Regions from separate parts of the Homo sapiens genome. Here region 2 is linked to region 1. Evidence: chromatin loops called from intact Hi-C (ENCODE). Cell type or tissue: heart left ventricle. All regions are shown on one strand.

Region 1 (2,500 bases):
CGGGAACAGGAATGGAGGGCGGCAAGCAAAGTGATTCTAGGAGAAAGGTACCAAAGCAAGGGGCAGGGGCAACAAACAACAGAGGCTCTGGGATTTGGTGAGCAGGAGGAAGGAAATGGAAGAGTGCAGGGCAAGGCCAAGGCCTGGAATATCAGGTTGTCTAGGGTGTTCACAGAGAGAGGGGACAAGCCAGGCACGAAGTCCTTTGTATGTGAGATCCCAGTTAAGCCTCACAAAGGCCTGTGAAATAGATCTCAATCCTCATTCTATGGATAAGGAAAATGAGGCCCAGAGAACTCAAGTATCTTACCCAAGGCCACACAGGATTTGAACCCAGGCATTTGGGCTCCAGGGTCTATACACTTAACCCGCAGGCTGTGAGGCTGGTGGAATGGTGACAGGCTGCTTAAACCGTGGGTCCATCTTCTGAAAGAGAGGCTTGAGCTAGAGACTCTGGTAGTCCCTGAGACCAGGGGTGTGGTTCAGATTCTCCAGGGAGAGTGAAGAGTGAGAGGAACCCTGGCTTGGGGGTAGGCAGAGAAGGAGGAGGCAACAAGGACTGGGAGGAAGCAGGCAGCCAGAGAAGGTGGCACTGTGTGGGGCAGAGACAACAGCCTCGGGGGCCAGTGGGTGTGGGGGTCAGACTGTGCAGGGAGGAGGGGCCCCAGGGAGGAGGGAGTCGAATCTGCCCACTGAGCATTAACAGGAAGGGACAGGCGACAGGCAGGCAGCACAGGTGGGTGTGGACAAGGCAGGTGTCTGTTTGGGTGGGGAAGACTTCAGCAGGCTGTTGGGTTGAGGAGCAGGTGCCAAGGAGAGACAGCCGGAGGGGACGCAAGGAGGGCGTGATGAGCGGACTGGAGGAAAAGTATCTGGAGGGTGGGGCTCCAGAGGAGGAACCCAGGTTTATGATGTCCTCAAAGGAGCCCTGAATCAAGAATCTGAAGACCTGGGTTCAAATTCGTGCTGCACCCTCCCTGCGCCCCAGCCCCCAGTAGCTGTATGACTTTTGAGAACAAGTATATTCTCAGAACCTCAGTTTCACCCTCTGTAAGATGAAAACGATAAGGCCTTCTCGGCCTGCCTCTGATTTGAGGCTCACATTTGACAAAGAATCTGAAAAACTCTGTGAGCTGAAAAGGAAAAACCATAATGTATGAAAGGTGGGTTATGGGGCACGGGCACCTACACCTGGCCCCAGCTCAGGCCCTTCCACCAAAGGAGAAAGAGCATCCCCTGGTGGAGAAGGATGGCAGGGCAGGACTAAAGGGGACAGCGGTTCTTGCACTTTTATGGCTTCAGCCCCCAGGTCCTCTACTTGTCCCCCACAGGCAACACCCCCACCACAGTTTGTATCTCCAAAGCGAGAGGGGCCCCATTTAATCAAGTCAAAAGACATTTATTGGCCAGGCGCGGTGGCTCACATCTGTAATCCCAGCACTCTGGGAGGCTGAGGAGGGCAGATCACTTGAGGTCAGGAGTTCGAGACCAGCCTGGCCAACATGGTGAAATCCCATCTCTACTAAAAATACAAAAACTTAGCCAGGCGTGGTGGTGTGCGCCTGTAATCCCAGCTACTCAGGAGGCTGAGGCAGGAGAATTGCTTGAACTGGGGAGATGGAGGTTACACTGAGCTGCGATCATGCCACTGCACTCTTGCCTGGGCGATAGAATGAGACTCTGTTTCAAAAAAAAAAACAAAAAGCAAAACAAAAAATTAGCCAGGCATGGTGGCACGTGCCTGTAGTCTCAGCTACTTGGGAGGCTGAAGCAGGAGAATCGCTTGAACCCAGGAGTCAGAGGCTGCAGTGAGTCGAGATCATGCCGCGGCACTCCAGCCTGGGTGACAGAGCAGAACATCGTCTCAAAAAAAAAAAAAAATTATTGAGCACCTAGTACATGCAAACTGCTGTGTTGGGTGGTAGGGAGGGAACCGTCCCCATATTCCACGGAGGGCAACAAACACAGCAAAGGGTGCCTGGGATGGTGCTGAGATTGTGGTGCAAGCACAGTGTTGAGCAAAACAAGAAGGAGCCTCCAGTGACTAGGGGAGGAAGAAGGGGTCTTGGGAGGCAGGCAGGGTTTGTCCTAGACCTCAAAGCCCTCTACTAGCAAACGTCAGAGAAAGGAGGGAGAGGGTGGGGCACAGGCGCTGGCCACAGCCCCAGACATCCCATAGAGTGAACCTCACTGACCATATTTAATGATGGAGGGTGGGGCAATGGTCCACTCAAGATGATGCCAGTTCCCACTCATCCCTGGTGTCAGGTCTCCCAGGAATCCTGTGAGAAGAATCCCACCTGAACACCCCTTGGGGAGGGAGGCTGAAGACCCATGGCCAGGCTGGGGCCAAAGAGCTCTGGTAATCTGCCAAGCAGCTGGGGCCTACGCAGAAAACCTCTGGACAGCTGGCTACGGCGGGAGCGAGAGGCTGCATCTTGTCTGAGCTGGCAGCAGGGTAAGCTGGCAGCAGGGTAAGCAAGCCACACCCAGCGAGGCC
Region 2 (2,500 bases), 160 kb before region 1:
GGAAAAGATGGTTTTAGAAAACAGACACAGATGGGCTTCTGATCCAAGGACCCACAGCCAGCCAGCAGAAACTGAGGAGTATGGGCACACAAGGAAGGCAGAGCCAGGGGCACCCAGGGACAGGGAGGCCGATTCCTTCACTAGCAGGGGAAGCAAAGGATCCCCTCTCCTAATTCGGGTTCCCAGAGCCTCTGCCTAGTTTGATACATATCTGGTCCCGGTTGACCTTTGTCCTCTGGCCTCCAACCTCCAAGCACACCGTGTGCTTCCCGACTGCAGCAGGCACCCAGCAGGATGGAGTCATCATGCACAATCGAAGGTGGCAGTGCCTCGGGGCTCCTCCTGGCTGACTTGGGCTCCTGTAGCATTGGCTGCAGAGGAGGGACTGGGGGAGCCTCATGCTGTGTGTTTGTGTGTGTGTGTGGGTGTGGCCTAAGGCAGGCAGGTCCTCCACCCTTCCAGCTGTCTCCATGCTCCTCTCCTGCTGCCCTGCCTAGCCCCATGTCCTGTGGGCTTGTGAGTTGGTGTCTTCACCCTGAGTGCCTCCTGCCCTCGCTTCCTGCCAGGGCTATAACCCAGCTCCTACCCCTGCCCAGGCAGTGGGTCGGGGCACACATGTGACAGCCTCTCAGGTCCCCAAGGGAGGGGTTTTGTCCAGCCTCCTTATCTCCACAGAGAGGGTTACAGGGACCTGATTTCCAGATCTTGAGTTTGGGGCTGGGGAGGACTCACATCAGGGGCCCCAGAGAGTTCTCTTCTCCCTTTCCTGAGCTGGTGGCTTCGTTCTTCCTCTACTTTGTCCATTTGCCTCTCTCCTTCCTTCTCCCTCCCTCTCCTCTCCTCTCCCCGTTCTCCTCCTTTGCAGATGACATCATGTGTGAATGTTGCCCAGGGGCAGCCAGAGGACAGAGTAGAGGGTTACATCCGGGGTAAAGATGCCAGTTGGGGACCGGCTTGGTGGCTTATGAGATGGTGTCACTAAGATGTTGGGATCTTAATTCTCATAATCAGTTACAGTGATCTCATGTAAAAGAATGTGGTGGAGGATAAAAATAAATGAGGCTGATAAATAAACGTAGAATTTGGAATTGTTCGGACAAATGACAACGTCACTCTTCCCAAGCACCTGTGCCGTCCTCCTAGCCGGCCACTGGGGGGCGCCCGCCACTTCCCGGCCACCCCAGCCTCAGGCCACTTTCACCTTCCGCGTTTCCCAGGCGGGGCAGGCTGAGCTGAGGGTGGCAGAACCCGCCTTCCTCACCCTGCCCTTCCCCTCATTCGGATTCTGGATTTCGCCAGTTCTTGGCATCTTCCCTGTGGCTTGAATCTCGGACTCAAAAAATATAGTCAGCCTTGCACACTGAGGTTCCTTGGAGAAAAGAGAAGCCCTGAGCCCCCTCCCTTATGTCTCTGGTTTCCCCAACCCCATCCCTGGGTTGGGGGGAACCTTCAGGCCCAACGCCCCTCCACCAGGGTATCCTAGCTTTGCTTCCCTTCCCCCAGAGTTCCCTGCCTCCGTCTCTCTCTATCGCAATGCCCCTATCCCTCTCCCAGCAGAACCCAGCCATGCTTAAGACCCCAGCCCGGGTCTCTCATGCCCTCCCTGCCTGGAACAGGACGCATTGATCTGTGCAGGGCTGGCAGGTGCCTGGATCCGCTTGCTAGATTGGAATCGATCCCTGTGTCTTTTCCCTGGGCTGCTCAGGTCCGAGGGGGGTCAGGGCCACTCCGAGGACTTGCTGATGGCTGGAACAGGCGTAGGGGTAACAGGGAGGTCAGGCTGCTACAAGCCCATCGCTGCTCAGGAATGTCTTTCATTGAAAGCAACCTACTTTGGCCTGGCGCGGTGGCTCACGCCTGTAATCCCAGCACTTTGGGAGGCCGAGGCGGGCGGATCACCTGAGGTCAGGCGTTGGAGACCAGCCTGGCCAACATGGTGAAACTCCGTCTCTACTAAAAATACAAAAATTAGCTGGGCATGGTTGTGGGCTCCTGTAATCCCAGCTACTCAGAAGGCTGAAGCAGGAGAATTGCTTGAGCCCGGGTGGCAGAGGTTGCAGTGAGCCGAGATCGCACCATTGCACTCCAGCCTGGGCCATAGAGTGAAACTCTGTCTCAAAAAAAAAAAAAAAAAAAAAACAGAAAATGAAAAAAAGAAAACAACCTACTTTCTCTACCATTGTCTTGCCAGCCTCTCACTTAGTGCCCAAAGGCAGAGTTTAGACGTTAACATCCCCATTTTACAAATTAGGTTCTTAGGCTCAGAGAGGGAAGATATTTGTTGACTGAATGAGTAAGTAAATTAATGAGGCTGGGTGTGTGTGGTGGCTCATGCCTGTAATCCTAGCACTTTGGGAGGCTGAGGTGGGTGGATCGCTTGAGCTCAGGAGGTGGAGACCAGCCTGGGCCACATGGCAAAACCCCATCTCTACAAAACAAAACAGACCACCAAAATAAGCTGGGCATGGTGGCACGTGCCTGTGGTCCCAGCTACTCAAGA

The links. Peaks named below come from ENCODE experiments on the same cell type or tissue, not always from the same donor. Only the 100,000 strongest peaks of a DNase experiment are listed, where the experiment ranks them.
Region 2: it touches region 1 in a loop (4-fold over the local background); 14 of 110 quality-filtered maps call a loop at or near these places.

What each region holds. Positions count from the first base shown.
Region 1 is chr17:38,422,577-38,425,076 of GRCh38, reverse strand. It overlaps a transcript of ARHGAP23 not described here. Among named protein-coding and RNA genes, the nearest start is that of ARHGAP23, 4.6 kb to the left of the region's middle. RefSeq lists an enhancer at 530-1,175. In heart left ventricle, a CTCF peak has its summit at 1,235 (motif pointing left); no DNase peak of the experiment used is centred here; H3K27ac peaks cover 567 bases.
Region 2 is chr17:38,583,188-38,585,687 of GRCh38, reverse strand. The region is part of intron 1 of SRCIN1 (SRC kinase signaling inhibitor 1); the gene reads left to right. Among named protein-coding and RNA genes, the nearest start is that of SRCIN1, 22 kb to the left of the region's middle. In heart left ventricle, a CTCF peak has its summit at 1,151 (motif pointing right); a DNase peak (open chromatin) is centred at 1,187; H3K27me3 peaks cover 371 bases.